2 separate regions of the Homo sapiens genome follow, and region 2 is linked to region 1. The links are chromatin loops, found by intact Hi-C in ENCODE. Cell type or tissue: B cell. All regions are shown on one strand. Each heading gives the region's core, and the rest is flanking DNA. Links, peaks and the distances in the headings are about the cores only.

Region 1 (5,377 bases), core at 201-5,200:
TAGAACATCTGATTTGCAGATTTGTGAGATAAATGAATACCTTTACTGCCTCAGCCACCATTAATGTAGTTTTCTATTGCAGTTAACACCCATCAACTGATATAACTGGTATTTACCATTGAGTATCTAAGGTTGTTCTCAGAATTTCACGTTGGAAATAAGTTGCCAAAGTACTAAAATCTAACGCAGTATATGGGTCAATAAAGACAGTTCACAAGACGGAATATATGAAGGGTAGCCAATCATCAGGCCAAATTCAACTAGCTGCCTGTTTTCCTAAATAAAATTTTATTCAAATGTGGACACACCCATTCCTTTATGTATTACCTATGCCCACAATCATGCTACAGATCAAGTAGTGGTGCAAAAGACTTTATGGTTCACAAAACCTAAAATATTTACTGCCTGGTCCTTTACAGAAAATATATGCATGCCAACCCATGCTGTAGGTAAATTCCTATCATGCTACTCAAAAGGTATAAAAATTTGATAAGAATAGTACACAAAGATATGGTTTTACTTTGAAAAATATTTTTTGTACTAAGCTGTGGAACAGATGCTGCATGTGTTGATAGTACACAGAAAGAAGTGCAAGATGCCACAACCCTGTTTGCCAAACTTACCGGGAAAATAATAGTGCTCTCAGGTTAAAGTATAAAACACACAGAGTAGATGAGAGTGTAGTTATGAAGAGTCACCTTATGAAGAAAGAAAAGCTCCCAGGCTGAGTCTCAACTATGTAATACTCAATGTAAGCGTTGGGTAACAAGAAGTAAAGAGGTGGGTGTAGGAACTTAGCAAGAGAAGCGCCGGAAAGGAAGTATGACAGAAGCAAATTTGAGTCTCCTAAGAGAATTTAGAGGTGAGGATATTGTGGGCTACAAATAAGAGGGAATCTATAGTCTATATGACAGATATCTCCATAAAATAAATATAAATGATACCAGCCATTAAAGTAACTAACTTCCTTTGGTCTGATTCCATGGTCACCAAGCAACCTTCAGATTATTACACAGCTTTTCAGTTAGATTTCCTACAAAAGATAAAGTAATGTGCCTATGAAAATGAGAATTTGGTCTTTGGTTAACCTGGCTGTACTGGAGAGCACTGAACCCATCTCGAGATGCCAATGACACTTCTGAGTTTGCAAGCCAGTGCCCTAGATAGACTCTGGAATTCACCCAGGAAGCGCGGACTAATCAGCTTTCTCTGAAGATAACTGCTCACACACCCAGCCAACTATTTTAAACTAGAACTGATGTTCCTATTGGATTAAAGCCTGACACGAAGTATGTATTTTTCAGTTTAAGCACAGGACAGTTAGTTTTATGAAGTATTTTGAAAATGCATGAACTTAATGATTTAATATTAAAAGCTTATGGAGATATCCTAAACGGCAACTTAAATTACTCTTCCAGATAAAACATATATGGTACTTACATATACTCTTTATTAAATAAACAAAAACAATCCAACAACTGCTTGTCACCTTTTTAAGTATATTTTTATACTTACAGCATATATGTAAACAATATATTTTTCTTTCAAAAGTTAGTTATTACAGGATGCATTAACAAGATGCCCTCTGGGAAAATTTCAGCTTTCTTTTAATGAAACTTATTTCAAGGTTAAGTTAAAAGAAGTCACACTAAAGGGAAATCTGTTGTCTTCTTCGGGAAAATGATATAAGAATATTAATAATCTAATAGAATAAATATGCTTTCAATAATGAAACAAAAAAACACAACTTCGCAGCTGGCTATTTTTATTGTCCTTTGAAGAATTCTCTCCCAAGCTACTGAAACTTAAAGTATCACACTGTGACAGACTTTAATCCCATCTTACCTGGTGTCCACATTTCTAAAGAAGCTGCTTATTGCCTCATCATAAATTCCTTTCTAAAAAGAAAAACATATGTTAATAGCATTTAGGTTTTGCTTCTCGCCCAAATCAAGTTCTTTCAATTTTAATTACATAATACTGTAATGGCTAGGATGAGACTCTGATAAGAAAAACCAAGTATCACAAAATGCGGAGCCTGACTCTTCCCAATCTCCTTAGAAGAGTAAATGCCAGATCTACAGATAAAAAGTTCAGCAGGGGGTGCTAAAGAAAGGATTTCACCCATAGGACTGTAGGACAGGTCCATCAAATGAGCGTTCTCTGGATTCTTCGTAATCTTTTTAAAAGCTGACTGGTTAAATTAAGGAATACAATAACCACACGTGTTATCTATTTTACAAAGTACTTTCCCATATACAAATCTCACTGTTCTGCACACGAACACCAATAAAGAGGAGACCCTGAGAATCAGGAAAAACGTTAAGACTAAGGTCGCTGGCCAGTGTTCTTTTAGTTTAGTGTGTGTCTGACGCAACATGTTTAAAAACCAGTACGTTCTTTACTGGGAAGATCCCATGCATCTTAAACGGGTCAGATGAAAGCTCAAGTCGATTATTTCCTGCGTATGGGCTGGAAGACCTAGCTGACAGGCGAGGGGGCTCGCGGCGGCGGGCGGGTACCTGGTTGACCGCGGCGTGCTCCCTTAGTGCCAGGTCCCAGAAGCAGCAGCCGATCTGGTTTCCGCACTGGCCGACTGCGACCGGAGGAGAGGAAGGAAAGAGAATAGGACATTAAGCAGGAAACATGGCCGCTGGATTCCGCGGCGACCAGGTCTCTACCCGCCCGGCGTAGCTTACCCTGTACGACCACCGACTGGGTCATGGTGGTGCGCCGCCGGCTCCGGGAGCTTGCTAGCCCGCGGCCGCTTCTGCATTCCCCCAGCAACGGCGCTCTGCTAGAGAGCTGCCGTAAGTCACGCTACTGCCGCAAGCCTCTGCCGTCGCTAAGCACGTCTGTAGGTTCAGGCTAAGGTTTTCCGTCAGAAGGCCGCGCAAGTGCACTTGCGTGTCACCGTTACCGTAGCGACTGGGCTTCTGGACTGTATATCCTAGCTGCCTTGTCAACATCTTCGAGCATCGGCAGCTCCGGAGGCCGGGGTAACTGGCAGGTAACTAGGCTTTGGAGTGGTATTTTAAAATATGTGTCGTTAAGCTGTTCGTGGGCTATCAGAGGTTTAATTTTTGTTCACAGCCTCAACACCCGGGGCGGTGGATCAGTCCGTTTATTCAGATTCCACGGGACGCTGCGTTGGCATCTCTGTTCAACAAGCCCTTTATTCTAATAGAAAATGAACAATGGCGTTGAGCAAAGAGAAACCCCAGAGAAATAGTCATGTCAGGGCACAATTGAAACTAGATGGTTATACGCTTTGACAAAAATGGCAAAGCTAAGGTCACAGACCCAACCAGTATTTGTTGAACGCTGTATACTCCCCAAATTAACTTGTAGGCTCGCTGGGAAGATTAGAAAGAAATTAAGGCATAGATCCAGTTCCAAGAAGCTTACAATCTAATTGAAGACATACACGCGAAATACTTAAAGAATTGTGTGGCGTTGACTATAAGTGCAATAGGATTCAGTGGTTGAGGATGTAGATGAGTATGTAGAAGTCTGATAGAAGACACGAGATTAACACTAGGCATTTAGATGGGTATTTAGATGGGATAGGCAGGAGAAGATTAAAAAGTTAGGCATTATGACAATTACCAACTACTTAAAATTGTCAAACATTAAAATATGTAAACTTCTATTGATCAAATTAGACCAGATTTTAATTAAGAACTCAAGTACTTCTTTAATGAAATTAATATTTTCCACAAAAATTCTGAAGAACTACGAAACTCTAAGAAGTCTTCTTTGTTTAATAAAAAGTTATATGGTATGTGCTATGAATATGTGCTAATATGAACTGTAATATTCAATGGATTAGAACACTTTATTGTCCCACCAAGACACGTAGTAGTTACTATTAAATTTCTCTGGTAGCCGGTAGGTTTAAAGTTGCAATGGATTTTATATCTTTTGGTAATAGGCAGCTTTCGGTCAGTAAATTTTTGTAGGCTGGATTTATTCTTAACTTCTTACTGAGTATGGGGTCAGTGGTAGAGGTAAAGTTGGGCATTTTAGGTCTTGATGCTAAAGTCCCAACGTCTGGGGCTTCCAAAATTTGCAAGTCTTGGTCCAGTTTGTAGGCAGTGATGTGAATAGGTCTGTATCAGTGTGTTATCAGTGCTAGGTGAGATGATACACTGGCCTTTGCAGAGCCCTACCCTTCATGCAGTCCCAGTCATTATTCCCCACACAGGAAAGAAAAGTCCTAACACATCTTATTAATAACTTCAGTCTCTAGAGAATCAGACTGAGAGACAGTTCTGCTTAAGAGCCAAGCAAGGTAGAGCCTCACATGCCAGCCACTCCAAAACTTCCGTATATGCAAACCCGGGTGAGCCAAGTTGAGATCGGTTGAACCGCAGCGGGCTATTCAGAATATTATAAGCAAGAGAAATGTTTTTGGTTGAAATTACTGAAATTTTGGGGTGCAGTTTTATTGTAGTGATAGCTGACCAACATACAGAGCAAATAGAGTGAACAGAATTCCACATGCTGAAAATGAAAAAGAAAAAAATTATTGGGAATCCTATGGACTCCTAAAATTGAAGGAAGGAAGACAAGGATGGAAGGGAGAGAGGGAGGGAAGGGGGAGAGGAAGGAAGGAACGATGTAAAAGATGGATAAAGTACAAGACCTTGGGGTAAAACCTAGCCTAAGAGGGGAGAAAAGAAAATTCATCATATCTACTTTGTGCTGAAGAAGAACTTAAGAATATGAATGCAATAAAACAGGAACTTAAAGACAAGATACTAAAATAATAAGACTCAAGCTCTATGAGGGCTGAGTCTTGTTGTTTTATCCACTACTAGGGATAGTACCTTGCATATAGTAGATAGTAAATAAATATTTGATGAATAAATGAAATAAAATGGAGATAAAAGAACTAAGGAAATTAACTGAAGACAACAACATCCACCTTAAAGGACTTAAAGAAATAATTTTTAAAAGCATTTAAGAAGCAGACTAGAGAGATGCACATCAAATTATAATGTAGAGGAAAGTCTTAAAATAATAACAATACTAGGCAAAACCCAGAGATATGAAAGTTATTAAAAATAATATGTATGAAGGAGACAAAGATGGCTCAACATAAGATTAACATGTGCCCACAGCAAATGGAGGAAAAAATGTACTTGATAAAAAAAAAGGAAGAAAAATACATAGATTAAAAGGATACACACTATGTTCTATAGGACAATTTATAGAAAAATCAACACCAAGACATGCAGCCTCATTAAGGCATTCAACTTTTCAGAATAAAGAGAGAATTTTTTAGGTACCTAGGCATGAAATGAACGGGGGAGTGGGATGAAGAAAAAACAATTAATTAGAGTACTTTAGACTCATCTATATAGCACATTCA
Region 2 (5,377 bases), core at 67-5,066, 1.9 Mb after region 1:
TCATATTAAGTCACAATCACAAGACAAATATTTCCACCCTACTTATCAAGCTTGCATCCTTTCCCGGGTACCCGTGCCTGCTCCCATTCCCACAACGAAGGTTATCATAAATGGGCCCAGGACAAGAGCGCTGTTCAGAAACTGCTACTCAAGTGTACCCTCCTGGTTCTAGGGTTCCATTGTGGTGACAACAAATTACAAGCAGCTTACTTCCTCAGAGCCCATCACTACCAACACCAACTGACAGCTTCGAGAAGGACCTCAGTACCACTTTCCCTAACCAAAATTTTCCTCTTTACTCCAAGCCCTGACAAGGATAAATCTCTAAACTTTAGAAACAATGTAATTTTACAAATTAACTTATACGCAGGGTTACTTCCTTTCCAATTTGATCAGGGAATGCAGGGCAAGAATAACCCAAAATATGCAATGTAAATCATGTTGAAATTAAAATGTATTTCCATCTCCACCCCTCCACGATGGCATAATTTCAAATCAACTTATATAATGCATATCTAGTCCTCTGAAAAATCATTTTTAAAAGTAGGGCTGTTATTATTCTGTCCTAGCTATCGCAGATCAATTTAGATTTGTTCTGTAAGATTTCAGATTTTCCCCAAATGACACAGGTGGTTATTTTATATGTATCAGTCATTAAAAGATTAATCCTTTTTAACTAAAAAGAGACAGTACGGTCATTTACAAGTTAAAGTAGATTTATTCTGAGCTGGTGCTCTGGGGTCTTACTTCTCTAAAATTTTGTGATTTACAATACACCACATGTAGGAAACAGCTTCCAAAATTTGTATTGCTTCCTACAAATCAGACAGGACTTTCAGGAGAAGGAGCCTAGGATAGATTCTCTGTTAAATTTTGGAATCCCTTCTCTCAAGAGTAACCTACTATAAACTATTTACCAAGCCTTTGTGAAATCTGTATAACAGGTTACTACTCCATTGAGCAAGAAAACACAGGAAACAGGATTCGAAGATTTAATGTTACTGCTCATACTCCAAATTATAGAATGCTTAAGATAATTAAATTATCTGACTTTTATAATTCACTACACGGTGACCTCAAATTTACCTCATTAGAATATTTAGTACTTCTGCACTTCTCCCACTTCTCAAAGTTTTCCCATACCAGGATTCCCCACCACCTAGGAACAGCCTTTGCAAGATACCAATGCTCTCTAAATCCCCAAAGCAGGGTCTATTTCCTGATCGAACAAAGAGCAACAAAGAAGTGGGTGGTAACCACCTCTCTGAGGCAAGCCAGGACCCATGGAGTCTGATCTACAACACAAGCAGTAGCAGTTCCACATCTCCCTACCACCTCTTATTTCCTACGAAGTCTTTCTGCCTGAAACTGGAAAACCCGAACTATTATTGAGGAAGTGAAGCCCTTCCATTTGAATCCTGAGAAAGACGCGCTCAAAGAACCCAGCGAACAAAGGAGAGGGTTGGAGCCCACGCAAAACATGGGTGTGATAAAGCCACACGCGACCTGAGCCCCCACCCTCAGTAACTACTCTCCAGCGCCCACCGGGAGGAGGGGTCCGGGGAAAGGGTAAGCCGAGGAAGGAGAAGACGCTCCGGCCAGACCGAACGCAGGGTAGGGGAGGCGAGCAGGCGAGGAGGAGGGAAGGGGACGGGAGGGGCGGAGCTCTCGCGGCCGCGGGGCTTTGTGTAGAGTCAAGGCCGGGATAGAAATTTTGCCTCGCGGGGGACGGGTCGAGGGGGTAGGAGGCCGACGCGGGGCACCCCAAACCTGCGTTGCCACGAATGGTGGGCGGGAGAAGGGAGAGAATGGGCCGCCCCCTTCGCCGCCGCCACCACCAAGGCGGGGTAGGCCGGCGCCGTCCCCAGCGGCGGCCACCTTCGAGGCTGCGGACTGCACGGCCGAAGGGGGAGAGGCAGGAGACAAGACGGGCGGGCCCCCTGATTCCCGCCCGCAGGAACCGCGGGGGCTGCGCCAGGAAGAGGGTCTCGTTCTAACTGTGCCGGGCCGGGAACGGGTTAAGATGCGGCCAAATGTCGGTCCCTCCTCCTTCCCACCCCTCAGCCCCGGCGCCCACTCGCGACGGCAGCCGCGGAACCCAGCGCCCGGCCCCGCGCGCCCACCCCGACACCGGCCCGGCCGCTCACCGTCGTAGTAGTAGCAGACTTTTTTTTTGCCGCCTCCTTGACTGTACGCCATGGGCTCCCCGGCCACCGCCGCCACCGGGCTCCTCCTCCTGCTGCTGCTGCTGCTGCTGCTGCCGCCGCGGCTCGGCCGGGAGAGAAAAGGGCTGAGGGAAACGTGGGGGCGATAGTCCCGCGGGGAAGGGCAGGCCGGTGGGAGGAGAGGAGGGGGCGCCGGGAAGGCTCGGTACCACCCGGCAGAGGTGCCGAAAGCTCGGAATCGGAGGTGGCAGCGGCACCAACTCGCGAGGAGGGGGCCACCAAACCACCTCAGGAGGCCGCAGGGAGGTGAGCGCATCCACTGCGGCCTCCACGGGGGAGGAAGGGGCACGGCTGGAGAAGGAGGCCGTTTCGGGCTCGAGGTTAGAGGCCCTGTTAGGGTGAACAACCTGCGCAAGGCGGCGCCATACACAGTGTTAAAATGAGGAAGAAGACAAGCTTTCGCTGCGCAAGTAGATCCAGGGAGCGTGCAGCCGGGTGGACGTTCTCCCCCTCAGGTCTGCGCGCAGTGGTTGCGCCTGTCCCCGAGCCTGCGCAGTCGGCGCCTCGTAGCCTTGGCGGTCTGGACCCCTCCTCGGCGTCCCACGCTGCTCCCCTCCCCCACTGTCGCGAAGCTCCCGCCCAAGCCGACCACGTGCCGCGAGCCCGGCGGGGAGAGCCCACTCCCGCGCCCCTTCCGGGCCCACTACCCCGCCGGGCTGTGGCCCATCGCCCCAGTGCCTGGTAGCCTAGTTTTCTCGTTTGTCGTTTGTTCACTTATTTATTATTATTATTATTATTTTGACTCGTAATGGGTATGAGGTGTAAGGGGGCCTATTACGGATGTTAAGGGGAGAGGGCACCGCTCGGGTTTTAATAAGCATCTGTGGAGCTCATTTATAAGGTACAGTTCTAAGCACTTGCATTTATAATATATTCCATTGATAATCTATTTATAATATTTAATCTCATTTAAGACTCTCAACAACTCTAGGAGGTAAGTGGCAATTGTACTCCTTCTTTATAGGTGGAGGCAGATTAAGGAACTTGTTCTTACTGCTAACTGATAAGTCTGGAGGTTTGAACTCATTCTGCAAACTCCACGCACCCTAGCTGTTCCACTCTGCAGCAATGCTGCTGGCTAGACACTGGAAGATTGGAGCAGAAAGACTTTCGAAACTCTTGGAGGTTATGAATACAAGTGTTCCTCTGTTAAATAAATCCACATTTATCAAGTACCTACCTTAAGCCAGCCACCTTGCAGGTGAGGGCTGGAGGCTAACAGCCTGTTTTATAGCACCCAATCCCAGTTATATAAAATTGCTATCCCTACCCCCCAAATACACCCCTATTAAAAAAAAAAAAAGGCTGTATTGATGCTGGAATTTAAGAGCCACTACCAAAAATACCCCTTTTAATTTGCTGTTTGACTTCAAAATCCCGAAAGTGTTCATGCTTAAAGCAGCAATTTTCCCCAACCTCACCCCCAAGAGATTTAGAAAAAGTTAAGTCCAGGGTGGCCCCTGCCCTCCCTCCGCCCCCTCCTCTGTATTTTTAACAAGACCCCAGGTGACTGATGAAGTTGCTAGAGAAATTACGGTGAGTGAAACACTGGCCTAGAGGTAAAGTTAATTGACCTTCTAAGTTGTGCTCTATCAAGTACAAAATCAACTTGGAAGATTCTGAGAACAGAATAAGTGAATTTAGTAGAAGTGAATGTTCTTCCCCAGGGCCAACACAATGAAGTCTGAAATGACACTTTGTTTCTTTTGGGAAGACTTCCCTGACCCCTCTCCCGCCAAGACTGTTCTCCATGCCATGTACGTTGTATGCTGTAGCTCAACACTTAACCATGTTGCAGTTGCCCACAACTCGTCTGAATGTCCCACTATGAATGGAGTGTCATAAATGAAGGGACCAGGTTTATCTTGCATGTAATAGTTTCTCTAGTGCCTGTGACTTAGGGCAAGTCACTTAAACGTTTTTTGAATTGCCTTATCTGTAAAATGGGGCAGTATTACTTGGAGAGTAATATTCAGAATCTCAAATAAGAAAATTAATATGGAATACTTTTAAAAAATGAAGAATTATGTGAATAAGGGATTATTAGGATTACTATAATAACAGTGACAATTACTAAATTACTGTTTGCACCCACAGCACCTAACATTGAACTTGTGAGAAGAGCCTGGACATATCTTTTGACTAGCTGAGAAACGTATTTATTATTTAATAATTTTAAACCAATAGAAGCAAGTTACATTACCTTTAGAAACTGGTGTGGGAGGAGTTTTATCCCATGATAGGAGTTGGCCAAGAGAATTCTGTCTATAATCTCTACTATGTTAGCAGAGCTAAAAGTGGCATCAGTTATTGAAACCCATTGACAAGCTCCAGATTTCATTGACCACATTCTAACTCTGCTGTATCAAACCCTTTTAAATATGGAGTTTTAGACAGTGCAGTAAAAGGAAACCAGCTGAAAGCATGGATAATTCATAGGATGCGTGCATAGTTAAGGACTGTCTTTTTCCTTAAATTGTTCTTCTTTAGTTTCTGCTCCATCTATAGGTGCTTATTTTTTCAATCTCGAAGATATTTAGTGCTTTGAAATTGTTCAGTAAAATGATCTCTTAAACAGAAATGATTATTTAAGAATAGGACTGCTAAGAAACTGATGGCCTCAGCTTATGCTAAAAATTAAACCCTGCTGACAACTGCAGCAGATAGTTTAATTTCTATAAGAGAATTATTCATATAAGCTTATTTCTACTGTAAGGAAATTTAGGTTTCTTAGTGCTAATTTTGTGTAGTAATTCCATACGGCGATACAGAAGGTAGAGAAGTACAGTGGCACACTACAGTGTTGTCGTAAACTCACACAGCCTCAAGCTGAATTCTGATCTTGTAAGCATGGTGCCTATCTTTACACAGTACTACAAGCTATAACTTATAAACCTGAATAGCAACATCTAACAATGAGAGATTATAGTACTTTTGAACTGTGCATTTGTGTAACAAAATTTCAAATTACCCATTTACATTAAAAATATATTTTTGAACTATAGCTTATCTACTCAATTACTGTTACACTAAACCTTTCAAATCATTCCTGTTACATTATTAACTGATTAATGCTTTGCTGATGACCTTCAAAACACAGTATCACTTTGATCTAATCCACCTACTTGCTCAAATTTTCTAATTTTTATACT

The links. Peaks named below come from ENCODE experiments on the same cell type or tissue, not always from the same donor. Only the 100,000 strongest peaks of a DNase experiment are listed, where the experiment ranks them.
Region 2: it touches region 1 in a loop (8-fold over the local background); 2 of 110 quality-filtered maps call a loop at or near these places.

What each region holds. Positions count from the first base shown.
Region 1 is chr6:112,084,711-112,090,087 of GRCh38, forward strand. TUBE1 (tubulin epsilon 1) reads right to left here and starts at 2,772. Exons shown (of 12, transcript NM_016262.5): 1 at 2,700-2,772; 2 at 2,523-2,596; 3 at 1,846-1,898. The coding sequence starts at 2,724. FAM229B (family with sequence similarity 229 member B) reads left to right here and starts at 2,881. Exons shown (of 4, transcript NM_001033564.3): 1 at 2,881-3,010. RefSeq lists enhancers at 2,302-2,351, 2,486-3,017, 2,752-2,941. In B cell, for the core only: a CTCF peak has its summit at 2,109 (motif pointing right); a DNase peak (open chromatin) is centred at 2,861; H3K4me3 peaks cover 1,911 bases; H3K27ac peaks cover 1,639 bases.
Region 2 is chr6:113,968,710-113,974,086 of GRCh38, forward strand. It overlaps HDAC2 (histone deacetylase 2), which reads right to left and starts at 2,439. Exons shown (of 14, transcript NM_001527.4): 1 at 2,148-2,439. The coding sequence starts at 2,199. It overlaps HDAC2-AS2 (HDAC2 and HS3ST5 antisense RNA 2), which reads left to right and starts at 992. Exons shown (of 10, transcript NR_125845.1): 1 at 992-1,569. RefSeq lists silencers at 1,580-1,899, 2,110-2,409, 2,351-2,794, 2,770-2,949 and an enhancer at 1,956-2,934. In B cell, for the core only: a CTCF peak has its summit at 2,395; DNase peaks (open chromatin) are centred at 1,762, 2,582 and 3,222; H3K4me3 peaks cover 2,749 bases; H3K27ac peaks cover 2,179 bases.